Regions from separate parts of the Homo sapiens genome. Here region 1 is linked to region 2. The links are chromatin contacts, found by Hi-C in ENCODE. All regions are on one chromosome and are shown on one strand. Each heading gives the region's core, a stretch centred on a gene start or an enhancer-like site at or near the end of the contact. The rest is flanking DNA. Distances are from core to core; before and after follow the strand shown. Region 1 has its middle 18 kb from the start of PRR5. Region 2 holds the start of PARVG (parvin gamma).

Region 1 (7,240 bases), core at 3,081-5,580, 500 kb after region 2:
CTTTCCCATGGAAGCTGCTGCATCTTCCCATGCCTGCCCACCACAGCAGGTGGGCTGGGACGTCTCTCTGAGCTGCAGATCCCCTGGTTGGGAGAGTAGGGGACGGACATCTGGCCTGAGACCCCCCCACACACACCAGGGCAGGTTCCTGGCTCCCTGCCAGAGCCTAGCTGCCTGCCTAGAGGCTCAGAGTCCCCAAGAACTCAAGGTGACACAGTGGTGGCAGTGTGTGACAGAGGAAGGAGCCAAGGTGGGATTTGAGAACCTGGGGCAGGGCAGGGCAGACCTGGGGCACAGGCTGCGGGACCCGGACAGAGCAGGGTCGGACTACAATGTGGTCTCCACATTCATGCATCCATCATGCAGCTCTCACTGGACCCTGGCATTCCAGGGCCACGATTGTCTGCCAGACTAGCACGGCAGCGGCTCTGCCTTCCTCACCCTACTGTGCTGCCAGTGGTTCCTGTGTCTCTTCTCTCTCGGCCCCTGCATCTGCAGAGCTGAGGTGCTGATCCTCCTCTCCTGGCCTCTGTGTGAGGCTCAAATGACACCAGCCCATGAAGGGCTCAGCACATGCCTGCCACATAGTAGGAGTCTGCAGGATGATGGCTGTTCACCCGGAGGGCCAGCCTTCCTTTGACTGGGTTCCTGGGAACTCTGGGAAGTGCTTTGCAAAATGTTAGTTAAAAAAAAAGTTTGGGAGGCCAGGCGCAGTGGCTTATGCCTCTAATCCCAGAACTTTGGGAGGCCGAGGCGGGCAGATCATGAGGTCAGCAGTTTGAGACCAGCCTGGCCAACATGGTGAAACCCTGTCTCTACTAAAAATATAAAAATTAGCTGGGCATGATGGTGGGTGCCTGTAATCCCAGCTACTCAGGAAGCTGAGGCGGGAGAATCGCTTGAAACCGGAAGGCAGAGGTTGCAGTGAGCCAAGATCGCACCACTGCACTCCAGCCTGGGCAATAAGAGCAAGACTTTGTCTCAAAGAAAAAAAAAAAAAAAGTCTGAGAAACATCCCTTTTTGAAGAGTCCAGCAGACAGTGCAGGCACAGCTCTGGGGAGGCGAGGATGGCTGTTGAACTTTGTTTGACTCTGTGTTTTCCAGCCTTATGGGACCAGGGGCCCTGCTGGGAAAGAGCAGCCACTGAGTCCCAGGGGGACACCTGTGCCTTGTGTAGCTGTGCAGAGGGTGCTGTGGGGCTCACGGAGGGCTGAGGCAGGAGATGATGTGGGCAAACTGCCCTGTTCAGAGGTCCCTGTGGCCACAGCCTGGAGGGCAGGCAGGAGGAGGAAGCCCAGCCACAGGGAGGCCAATGTGGAAGGGATGCTGTGGCCAGAGCCGTGGCCTGAGAGCACAGTGGCTGGAGGGAGGAGCCGGCAACAGTAGGAATCTGCAGGGCCTGGGAGACAGCACAGAGGGAACCTGCTCCACGCGGCCATGGACCTGCCTCACCACTGGCCCACTGAGTTACAAGGGGCGTGGCCAGCAGAGCTGAGATGTCCTCAGGAGAGGAGCCAGCCCAATGAGGCAGGGAGGCCTGCATGCTAGGGTCAAGGTTAGCCACACTCCCTTGCTCTGCTGGCCCCAAAGCTGAGAGGACCCTCCAGGGAGGCCTCTGGCCACAGTGCCGGGCAGATTATGGGAAGGCAGTGTCACGGTCACTGAGCTCAGGTGAATTTCCTCCTTACGTGTACTCTAATACAGGGGATGCCATAGGCAGACGGTGGAGAGAATGGGGGGAGGAGGAAGGGGATGGGGAGGAGGCCCATCCAGGCCCCAGCCAGAGCTCTTCATCCACCTTCCACCGTGGCTGTCAGCTGCCTGGACATAGCCTCTGGTGCTGGGCTCTGGATTCCACCATGTCCCCGCTGGCCTCTCTGTGCCCATAGGTGAAATGAAGACCCCCTGCGCCTCACACTCTGCCTTCTCACAGAGCAATTATGAAAGCCTGGTGAAGACATGGAGGCCGGCACGGGGTGACTGATTTGGCCAAGGTCAGATTTGAATCCGGCACTTAGCTCAGGCCTGGCCCATAGGAGGTTCTCAAGAAACACTTGAGTTAAAAGGAGGCTGCAGATGGCTCTCTCGACACGGGAATGTCGCAGAGACAATCATGGTACCTGGCGTGTGGCCAGAGCTGAGTAGCTGCTAAGCCATGTTATAATTACAGGAGTCACCTAAGGAAATTGCCGCTCTCATTCTGCAGGGCCGCCCAAGGCCTCTCTGAGCCCACTAGGGAATGTGCCCACTGTAGCGGGAGGTCTGGACAGTACTGTCCTCTAAACGCAGATGTGTGTGTGGTGGGGCAGGGCTACAGAGAAGACTTTGGTGGATTAGGTTACTCCAAGAAGGGTTTTGCAGGATGAATAGGAGTTGGCCAACCAGACCAGGCTTAAGGGAAGATCATCCCAAAATAAGTGAAGGGTGAGCATGTGGACATGAACTGAGCCTGACTTCCAAGGACAGAGCCTTCCACCAGGAAGCTGGCCTCTGCTCCCATTCACTCAGGAGGTTTCAAGGAGGCCCCTGGGTCCCCTGCCTCTCCTCTCAGACCCTGGGAGCTGATTGCTCAGGCTGCCTGCAAGAAGCTGGGAGCTTCTAACTGCATGGCCACCCTCTGGCCTTATCCCTGCAGTGAAGCCCTGGAGAGCCCCTTCCTGTCATCTGCCCCTTGAGTCTGGGGAAATCCAAGTGGGCCAAGCCAGTGCTTGGGGAGCGACAGAGTTTGTAGTCGAGATAGCCACCCACCTTGAGGGCCACCTGGCAGCCCCAGCTCCTGAGGAAGAGGCTTCTTGCCTTGGCCCCCACCCCATCTGCCACCCACACCCAGAACCACAAGACAGAGGGCCCAGACCTAGGTTACTCAAAACCAGAAACTGCCGAGAAGATCTGAATGAGGAGCCCCCTTGGGGCCAGGGCCAGGTGGCTGGGCAAAGCCTTCCTCCCACGCCCAGCACCCCGAAGGAGGGCAGGGGCTGGGGGGAGCCAGCCAGGAGACTGTGTCCACCCTCCCAGGCCACCCTGCCTTAGGCCCCAACAAAGGGCAACTCATAGACCCTTGGGGACCTCTGAATCAGGTCCTCTGATTGGCCTCAGATCCAGTCCCTCTGGGGTCCCAAGCCCTGGCTGCAGAGTCACCCCCTCTCTCCTCCCCATGGCTCATTAGCTACATCCTAAGCCTCAGTCTCCCCATCAGTAAGATGAGAAGCCTACTCGCGAGCCACCCGGGGAATGGAAGCAGCTTCCACGGATGAACAACTGTGTCCACCCCTGTCATCCTTGATAGGGTTCATGGATGGCTGAAGAGGGGCCAGCCCAATCCTTTGTCAGAAGCCCTAGCCCAGGAACAGGGGCTGGGCCCCTCGCAGGGGTTGGTTTCATTGGCTTTGACTGCAGCGACAGGTAGGGTGTGTCCCCCGGACTGGGTGGGGGTGTCGAAACCAGGACTTCCAGAATTGATTGAGGGTCCAGGAGGGCCCGGGCCAGAGGGGTGGGCTGAGGAGGGGCCTGGGGCTTTTCAGTTAAACAAGCCACCTGTGGCCACCCCAGCCCCCACCCCAGTGCCCACAGAGCCTGAGCTGTGAGCCCAGTGAGGCCAGGAGCTGGAAGCCAGTCTGATCCAGCCTCGAGAGTGGTAGAAAATGTGCTGGTGATGGCCAGGCGCGGTGGCTTATACCTGTAATCCCGGCACTTTGGGAGGCCGAGGTAGGTGGATCACCTGAGGTCAGGAGTTCAAGACCAGCCTGGCCAACATGGTGAAACCCTGTCTCTACCAAAAAAAATACAAAAATTAGCTGGGCGTGGTGGCGGCAGCTGAGTAGTTCCAGCTACTCAGGAGGCTGAAGCAGGAAAATCACTTGAACCTGGGAGGTGGAGGTTGCAGTGAGCCGAGATCGCGCCATTGTACTCCAGCCTGGGCAACAGAGCGAGACTCAAAAGAAAATGTCCTGGGGATGATGGGGAAGGGGCAAAGAGCACTGGGGACCAGGGTCAGGATGCCTGAGGGTCACCTCCTACCCGCGGTCCAACTGCCTGTGCTGCCTGGTGTTGCCCAGCTTGCACCCGCCCCCAGCTCTCTGCCCAGGGCACTGTTGTGAGGTTAGGGGCAGACAGCGGGTGTGGGTGCAGAGCACAGGGCCGGGCTGATGTCAGCGTCCACAGTAGGGGAGCAGCCCCTTCCTGTCGCTCTGGTCTGTGCTCCACTTGGCCGTGCTGGGTGAGGTCATCCTTCCAGGCCCTGGTGAAATGTCATCTCTGGAGGCTCAGGCGTCCTCCCTCCTGGGGATTCTGGAGCCTCCCTTTACTGCCCTCTTGTGGCTCTCAGGGGAAGGGAAGTGGCAGCCCGGGACTCAGGGCCCGGCACGAAGTAGGCGCTCCTGGTGGCCGCTGGGGTTACTGACCGTGGGAAGCGTGTAGCTCCAGAGTCACAGCTGGGCTCTGATTTCAGCCCTTCCACTCACTCACCCTACAACCCGGGCAAGTCAGCTTTCCCTCGGAGCCTCTGGTTCCTCTTCTGAAAAATGTGGGTGGAAATTCTGGCCTGTAGGTCTGCCCCAGGTCGGAGGGTAGATGGGTACGCAGTGCCAGCACCCAGTAGGGCCTCCGTGAGTGAGCATGTGTCCTTTACCCCATGCACTGGGACAGTCCTGCTCTGCTGGTGACCCTACATATCCCACTCCTGTGCAAGGCCTCAGTCTCACCATCTGTAAAATGGACAGTGGAGACTAGAATGGACAGAGCAAGACCCCATCTCAAAACAAACAAACAAAAAACGATTTCTCCTCTGTCTGGAATAGAGCCATGTGTATTTAATCAGAAAAATGTTTTCCCTCCTCCACCCCAAATCTGTGGATGCTCCATAGAGAAGGGCCATGCTTATCCCTCAGTTTCTCCTTAAGGTGGGAGCCTTGCGCTTTCAGAGAAGCCAGTGAAAGCCACACCCCTCTCGCCAGTGAAAGCCACACCCCTCTCCCCAGTGAAAGCCACACCCTCTCCCCAGTGAAAGCCACACCCCTCTCCCCAGTGAAAGCCACAAGCTCTCCCCAGTGAAAGGCACACTCACAGCCACCGTGACTCTGCCAGGCGTGGGCTGTGGTGCCTGACACCCTCTCAGACATGCCCAGGCACATGCTGGAGTTGCTCAGAACTTCTACACAGAATCCCAAGCACCAAGGGTGGGGCTGGAATCAAAGCCGAGATACGTGATGCCCCTTCCGCCTAACTTTGTCCCCTTCTAACCCAGATAGTGCCCAGAAAGATGGTTCCACTTGCAGGCCCTGTGCCCAGGGCCCTGGCTTCCGTGGTACCATCCTTTCTCCCTGGGGGAGCACCGTGATGATGCCACACATCAGAAGTTCCCCTATTGGGGCCCGGCATGGTGGCTCACGTCTGTAATCCCAGCACTCTGGGAGGCCAAGGCAGGCAAATCCCCTGAGGTCAGGAGTGAGAGCAGGCTGGCCAACATGGTGAAACCCCGTTTCTACTAAAAGTACAAACATTAGCCAGGTGTGGTAACACACACCTGTAATCTCAGCTACTTGGAGGCTGAGGCACAAGAATCCTTGAACCCAGGAGAGAGAGGTTGCAGTGAGCTGAGATCGCACCACTGCACTCCAGCCTGGGCGACAGAGTGAGACTGTCTCAAAACAAAAAGAAAAGAAAAAGAAGTTCCCCTATTGGGCACCTGGCTTTCACAACATCTTGTTCTATTCTTGTGTTTTTGTTGTTGTTGTTGTTGTTGATTTTTTTGAGACAGGGACTCGCTCTGTCGCCCAGGCTGGGGTGCAGTGGCATTAACTCGGCTCACTGCAACGTGTGCCTCCCGGGATCAAAAGCTTCTCCTGCCTCAGCCTCCCGAGTAGCTGGGATTACAGGTATGTGCCACCACGCCTGGCTAATTTTTTTTATTTGTTTGTTTTGTTTTGAGATGGAGTCTCGCTCTGTCGCCCAGGCTAGAGTGCAGTGGCTCGATCTTGGCTCACTCACTGCAACCTCCACCTCCCAGCTTCAAGCGATTCTCCTGCCTCAGCCTCCTGAGTAGCTGGGATTACAGGTGTACACCACCACGCCCAGCTAATTTTTGTATTTTTAGTAGAGATGGGGTTTCACAATGTTGGTCAGGCTGGTCTTGAACTCCTGACTTCATGATCCGCCTGCCTTGGCCTCCCAAAGTAATTTTTGTATTTTTAATAGAGACTGGGTTTTGCCATGCTGGCCAGGCAGGTCTTGAACTCCTGATCTCATGATCTGCCCACCTCGACCTCCCAAAATGCTGGGATTACAGGCATGAACTACCACACCCGGCAAATACGATATTTGATTCCTTCTTTTACATCTTTAATTATGTGAGGCAAATTTAATTTTACAGTCTCCTCCAATGGTTTCTCGGGAATTTCCTTCTGGTATGTGTGGTGTTTGCTTGTCCCTCCCTCAGGCTGGTCTGTTTCTGTGTGTTGTGTAATTTGGGATCATGAGTTTATCTCCAGCAAGGGCTTTATCTGTGAGAATCCCAGCTCGTGGGCATGCCTCCCAGAGCATTGTTTATTGTTGCTGATATAGAACACTTGTACATACTTTTGGGGTATGTGTGATATTTTGACCCCTGTACACAATGTGTTTGATCAAATCCGGGTAATCGGGAAACCCATCGCTTCAAACATCTATATTGTCTTTGCATTTGGAACATTACAATTCTTCTAGCTACTTTGAAATATATGATAAATTATTGTTAATGATGATTTCCCTATCCAGAGCGTTTTATAATTGCTCTCCCAAGCAGCCTACGGCTGTCACAGGCCTGGGGCCACTTTCTCATCGGTTGGGTTAGGCTTTATAAATACAAACCTAATCCCAGGCTAGAGCAGACCCATGGCTAGAGTCCCTCAGGAGAACTGCACACTTTTTCCTACCTCAAGCTCAGGAGGAGTCAGACAAGTTTTCTTGTCATCTCTTATTGTCAGTGGGTAGATCTTTTTCTAGGCTACATTTTATTAAGGTTGCAGCTCCTCAAGCCCTCTGGTGTTCTGTGGAGAATTCAGTTTCACCTCCCAGCATCCTGCTTGCTCCGCGCCTGGTCTCCTGGCTGCTATCACAGTTTAATAAACCCTCCGTCTCAACACCCTCTCTCCACCCCCACAAGGCTGCCACACTTTCACTTAATGTCTGAGGTTGTGTTTTGTTTTGTTTTGAGATGGAGTCTCACTCCGTCGCCCAGGCTGGAGTGCATTGGCGCGATCTCGG
Region 2 (6,554 bases), core at 4,055-6,554:
CTGGAGCATTCATTGGGTCAGTGAGTAGTGGGAGCCTGCTGTGTGCCGCTGAGGCGTTGGGTGTGGGGGGGTGGGGGTGTGCTAGGGCACAGGAACCAGGAGAGAGTGGAGTGGCAGGTGGACAACACAGTGAGGCCGATGAAGAAATGCAGCTGGGGGCAGGTCTGGGACGAAGATGGAGCAGAGGGCTGCATCTGGGCATAGAGGCGGGTAAGGAGGTCTCTGACACCAGGGAAATGGGGCAAAGGCCACATATTCTTCCAGTCCCCAGCCCCTCGGATTTAGGTGGCCATGTGGCTGGTCCTAACAGCCGGGACATGGTCACACCGGACAGCTTTTAGGAAAGACTGTCACCTTAAAGTATGCAACACCTTTGTGGATGTTTGGTGTGTTTTCGAAACATCCACACAGGGTTCTGATGTTCTCGATGGCTTTGGAATGTAGTGCTAGATTTCCTCCCACAATCTCATTCTTAAAATGTATTGCCAAGGTGAGCCTGAAACACTGTGCCGGAAAGCAGGGAAGCACAGTTGTCCCTGGTATCCTCTGTGGAGTGAATCCGGGACCCTGGAGGATACCAAAATCTGAAGATGCTCAAGTCCCTGATATCAAACTGCACAGTATTTGCATATAACCTACGCACATCCTCCTGCATACTTTAAACCAGCTCTAAATTACTTATGATACCTAATACAATGTAAATGCTATGTAAATAGTTGTTACACTGTATCACTTAGGGAATAATGACGGAGAAAAATTCTGTATGTGTCTGGTACAGATGCAATTTTTTCTTGATATTTTTAATTCGTGGTTGGTTAAATCCATGAATGTGCAACCAAGGATATGGAGGGCCAACTGTACTCAAGGAATGATGGGGACATGTCAAAAGGACAGAGGCACAAACAGCGTCCACATTTTGGATACTTCAAGCATCTGAAGGAGCAATGTGGAGTATAACACATTGGATTTTTTTTTTTTAATTCGTGCACTTAGAGTGATATTAAACTAGGATGAGAGCAAAGGCTTTTTTTTTTCTTTTAACATTTTACTTTTATATAGTTTCAAACCCGCAGAAAAGTTGCAGGAATACTACAAAGAGTTCCTATGTGTATTAATCCATTCTCATGCTGCTAAAAGAGACATACCCAAGACTGGGTAATTTTAAAAGGAAAAAGGTTTAGTGGACTCACCGTTCCACATGGCTGGAGAGGCCTCACAATGATGGTGGAAGGCGAAGGAGGAGCAAAGGCATATCTTACATGGCGGCAGGCAAAAGAGTGTGTTTAGGTGAACTGTCCTTTATAAAACCAACCAGTCTCATGAGACTTATTCACCATCATGAGAACAGCATGGAAAAACCCGTCCCCATGATTCAGTTACCTCCCACCAGGTCCCTCTCATGACACGTGGGGATTATGGGAGCTACAATTCAAGATGAGATTTGGGTGGGGACATAGCCAAACCATATCACTATGTTTACCTGGAGACTCATGAATGTTAACATTTTTACTTTATCCTCTTCACTCTCTTTCTGTCCCTGCCTATCTGCCTCTCTCGATATAATAATAATGATATATATTTCTTTAGACGCACACATTTACCTGGTGATATATATATTTTCTGAATCTTTGAGGGTAAGTTGCATGCATTATATCCTCTTCACCTCTAAATACATCAGTGTAGCTTCCTAAAAGTGAAGACATTCTCTTCCATAATCTCAGTATGTGTCATAATCAGGAAATAACATTGATACAATGGCATTGTCTAATCTACAAACCTTAATTGTGTTTTTTTCCAATTGTCTCAATGATGTCCTTTATGCCAAAATAAGAGGCAGGACAAGGCATTGAATGAGTTGTCCCATCTCTCCAGCCTCCTGTAGTCTGGAGTGGCCCTTCAGTCTTTCCTTATGTTTCATAGCCTTGATTCTTTGGAGAATCCAAGCCAGTTATGTTCCAGAATGTCTTGCAGCTTGGATTGATCTAGTATTTTCCTCGTTATTAGATCCAGGTTATGCGTTTTCGGTAGAAGTGATGTGTTCCTCTCAGCGCATCATTACCAGGAGACATGTCATGTTGATTGTTTTACTTTCTTATGATGTTAATTTTGATTACTTAGCATGTGAGCACACGTCTGTGGTCCCAGTTACCCAGGAGGATCACTTAAGCCCAGGAGTTCAAAGCCGCAGTGAGCCGTGATCACACCACTGCACTCCAGTCTGACAGAGTGCACTGTTTCTATTTTTAAAAAATATATATTACTTAGTTAATATAGTGTTTATCAAATTTGTACACTAAAAAATGTAACTCTTCTTTGTAATCGATCAATATTTATGAGGAAAGAATTTTCACTTTTGGAGTTACCTTTCCATCAGGAATAACTAGAAGCCTCCACAAAACACAGGAAACAGTTACTTCAGACATTGGACATGCCTTTGCTCCCCCTTCACCTTCCACCATGACTGTGAGGCCTTCCCAGCCATGGTGGAACTGTGAGTCCATTAAACTGTCTTTCTTTATAAATTACCCAGTCTTGGGTATGTCTGTTTTAGCAGCATGGAAATGGACTAATACACATAGGAACTCTTTGTACTTTCCTGCAGCTTTTCTGTGAGTTTGAAACTATATAAAAGTAAAATGTTAAGAGGCGAGTCAGATCTGTGATCCCCAAGAAAAGGGTGGCAAGTGAGGTGAGCCCTACCCTGGTCTTGGCTTTCTGCCTGGACATAATTCCTGGACTGTGCTGTAGTGAGGGGGACCCAGACAGAGCCAGGTCTCACTGATTTAAGGAGACAAAGATCAGAGCTTGCAGAGATTACGCTTATTAAAAACAGACATCAAAAGAATATTTCTGCCAGAAAAATTCCAACACTTCTTAAAGAAATGCAACAAAATTCAGCACGCGACGACATAAAAATTTAATGTCTAGCATTCAATAAAACATTATTATAAAGAAGCAGGAAACTGTGACCCACAATCGGGAGAAAAATCAGTCCACAGAAGCAGACCAGGAAATGACAGAAGTGATAGATTCTACAGGACAACTGACCTGGATGTTTAAAAAATGTTAGTGTCGTGAAAGATTGTTCTAGATTACAGGGCTCTAAAGAGACATGAAAACCAAATGCAATCACATGTGCTGTGTGATGCCTGAATGGATCTTGGATTAAAAAAAATACAGCTGTAATAGACATTTTTTGAAGCCTTGGTGAAGTTTGAATGTGGATGAGATATTAGAAAACCTTCTATCAATGCTAATTTTCTTAGGTATCATAATGGTACTGTGTTATGCAGGAGAATGTTTTTAGGAGAAACATTCTGAAGTATTTAGAGATATCCCTAAAGTGATGTGATCCCTGCAATTTATTTATTTTTTATTAATTTTTAAAAATTTTAGTTGTGGTTAAAAATACACGTAACATAAAATGTACTGTCTTAACTATTTTTAAGTATACAGTTCAGTAGTGTTTGGCATATTTGCACAGGTATATTTCACACCGTGTCTCTGAAAAAAAAAAAGGCTGGAATAATTCCCTTCTATCCATGCCTTTCTCTTAATTGGGGTTTGGGGGTGCTTGGACTTATCTCCATGTTACTCTTCCAATTCTTAGAGTCCCTCTCTTCCCCTAAACAATGCTCTACACACAAGAGGCTTTGTGAGTTGTGGATTTAGTCTGTTGTAACTCCACACCATACAGGATTAGATTTCGCATCTGATTCTTACATCAGCCCTGCAGCCCCAAGAGATGAGAGATAGCTTTGAGGGCTATCAGAGAACTCCCTGTATTCTGCACATACCTTGAGCTGAGAATGTAAAGCCCTGGGACTGTCCTTTTCTTGCTTTAAACTCTTTGGTGTGATGATAACAAGCTCACCCCACAGTCCTTAGATAACCTGTGCTCGTATTGCGTATGGAAGCCACAACTCTGCCAAAGCCACAATTTAATAGGTACTTCGTTCTGAGTGATGACAGGTAATTATTTTGCCATCACAGGCTACGATCTATTAGAACTCCATTCTCTAACAGTTACTAGGTCCCCACTGCCTTTAAATCAACCAGAACAAGTAACCAATCCCAGTTCCCATCCTGGAGGTCGTGTTGCCTGCAATTGTTTCTGGTAACAAATCCGAAGTTAATTGGGATTCAGTTGCCGATGATTAGAGTCTCTTCAGTTGTTTGGAGGAGAAAGGAATCTAACATAGGAAGCTGTGTGATTCTCAAGCTGTTGGAAGGCTGGAGGCAGCGCCTCCAGCAAGGACTCTTGGAAGAATACTGCAGAGCTGGCTCCTGAAGGAAGCTGCCGAGTCAGGCTGGCCCTAGAAGCATGCTTTCTGGGTTGAATGCTTTAGGTTCACCTCTGCAGATCCACTCCCCACCATTTTCTCTCCTCACATCTATGGGCCGCAGCAGGGGACTTCTTTTCTCTGGCTTCTGGCTGGATGTGGGCAGGGGAGGCCCTGGCAGGAGGGAGGAGAGTGAGGCTTGGTCATTGATTCCTCCAGCTGTGCCCTTCTGCTGGTTCACCATGAGCTGGCTGTGTCCCTCTACCAAAGGCCACAGCTCCTATCCCGAGGCCCCTCTTAGAGCTTCAGTGATTCTGTTCCTGGGCTCTGCCACCCACTCCCTCCTTCACCCTCTAGGTTTTGAAGAAGTAACAGCTCCCCATGTTGCTAGCCTGGGGTGTAGCACTGTCTCTTCTGGGTTCCTTTAACCCTGCCCCAGCTGTCCCTTTATTAAACAGTCTTCAGTTAGCACATGGGAATATACCGTCTCTTTGCTGCTGGGACTGTGACTGCTGCTACATCTATGTGGCTGTGATCCAGAGTCAGAAGCCACCACCAGAACCACTGTGTCCAGAGCTGGGCTGAGCCTGCTACACACGCCCCAGCAAAATAGGTCCTGCACGGTGGCTTCTCTCCCCACCTGTTACAAGCCCCAGTCTAGCACGGGCACTTCAGAATGGCAGGGACTGACTCATGTGCCTCAGTGTCTTCCTCTGTAATATGGGGGTGATGATTGTACCTACCTCACAAGGAAGTTTCCAGTAAAATGAAAGCCCTTAAAATTATGTTTGTTTCATCACCAATGACTCCATAAATATTAGCAACAATACCAGTACTAAGTTTTGTCATTTTTTATTAACTTCTTGTAAACGACCCTACTTTCCTGCTCTCACACACTCCTTACACCTGCATCCCACCTGATTTAGCCACTTTCTGCCTAACCTGTCAGAAAGGGTAGATAGCTTCCCAGTCACCTGTTGCTAGGGAAACTCACCATTTCAGCCCGGATGGTGAAGATTCCAGCTTGAGAGACCAGCTCGGGTCTGAAGTGTTTCTCTATCTACTGTGCTGAGATCTCTCCTTCTCGAACCCTGCTATGCCTTTGCATACGCTGTTTTCTCCACCTGCCACGTTCTCACCCCTTCTTCTTCCACTGCAAACTCCTATGCAGCCGTCAAGGCCCCATTCTCCTCTGGAAAGCCTTCCCGATCCCCTTGGCAACAACCACCACCAATATTTATTCACTGAGCCCACTTTGTGCCAAGCATTGTTCTAGACACGGGTATGTAACCGCGATTGAGAGAGACAGACCACGCACAGCCTGGATTTTATTTTAAGAGCTATTGGGTGCCGTTGGTGGGTTTGAGTGAGTGGGGTCAGGAAGTGACTCACTCCTCCGAGGGCTTGTGGGAGCCTCAGCTCAGGGGCGGGCAGGGGGCGTGGGGAAGTCTGCAGCCGAGAGTCCAGGTAGGAGTCTCCTGCGTGGTCCCGGGAGAGGAAGGGGCCTGGCCCGGGGCGGGGTGTGGAGGTGGGAGGACGGCGGTGCGGGATGGAGGGTGGAGGCCAGGCTGACAGGGTGCTGGTGGTGGGTTGCGGGGGTCGACCCCAGGCTCTGGCCTATGTAGCTGCCATTTTGGAGGTGAACAGCCTGCGGGGAAACTGGCATGGTTTGGGGAAGGCGGGGAGAGGGGGAGAAATGAAAGCATTGAGTTTAAGTGGCCTGCAGAACCCCGGGGGCCCAGGCGGCACGGCGGGCGCTGGGGCTCCGGGCAGAGCTTTCTGGAGGTTTGTGGCAGCTTCACTTTCACGGCATCCACCCCCCTCGGGCCCTGCCGCAGAGAGGAGGAAGCTCCTGCCGGCTGAGCGGGCCTGGAGGAAGTGAGCAGCGGGGCTCCTGCCTCCCGGCCTGGTCCCCGAAGACCCCAGAAGAACCCGGAACTTGCTTCCATTCGGAATCCAGGGACCACCCTTTGCACTCAGTAGGCCTTTGTTTTCCTGCGTGGAAAGCGGTTGGGTGAGTTCTGGCATCGGGGCCACCATACTTGAGTGTTGGGGGTCACGGAGGGAGGGGCCCAGACACCACCTGGGAAGGATCCCAGAGTGCAGTCCCAGCCCAGGCCACCCGGGGAAGGGAGTCGGTAAAGTGGGACCTTGAGTCCCCACGGCCCCTCCGGCTGCCCCTGCTCAGAGGCTGCTCGGCGTCCTCCCTCCCTGTTCTACTGAGGAGTTGCCGCCTCTGAACTTCAGCCAACCCCTCCGTCTCCAGGTGAA

What was found. Hi-C counts contacts between places; a loop is a spot of excess contacts on that map. Pooled maps may share reads with other maps.
Region 1: a map of naive thymus-derived CD4-positive, alpha-beta T cell shows a loop between it and region 2 (2.8-fold over the local background). The contact joins the enhancer-like site here to the promoter of PARVG in region 2. A Hi-C loop is called at or near these places in 1 of 168 maps with a recorded cell type or tissue (naive thymus-derived CD4-positive, alpha-beta T cell), 4 of 37 single-sample maps with no recorded cell type and 11 of 50 pooled maps.

What each region holds. Positions count from the first base shown.
Region 1 is chr22:44,680,606-44,687,845 of GRCh38, forward strand. It overlaps a transcript of PRR5 not described here. Among named protein-coding and RNA genes, the nearest start is that of PRR5, 18 kb to the right of the region's middle. RefSeq lists enhancers at 3,506-4,045, 5,022-5,341, 5,222-5,722. Within about 2 kb of position 4,331, at least 9 of the 41 ENCODE cell types and tissues checked have a DNase peak (open chromatin) inside an H3K27ac peak, as active enhancers do.
Region 2 is chr22:44,175,621-44,182,174 of GRCh38, forward strand. PARVG (parvin gamma) reads left to right here and starts at 5,305. Exons shown (of 14, transcript NM_022141.7): 1 at 5,305-5,565; 2 at 6,122-6,297. RefSeq lists silencers at 4,566-4,615, 5,786-5,915 and enhancers at 5,292-6,022, 6,023-6,554.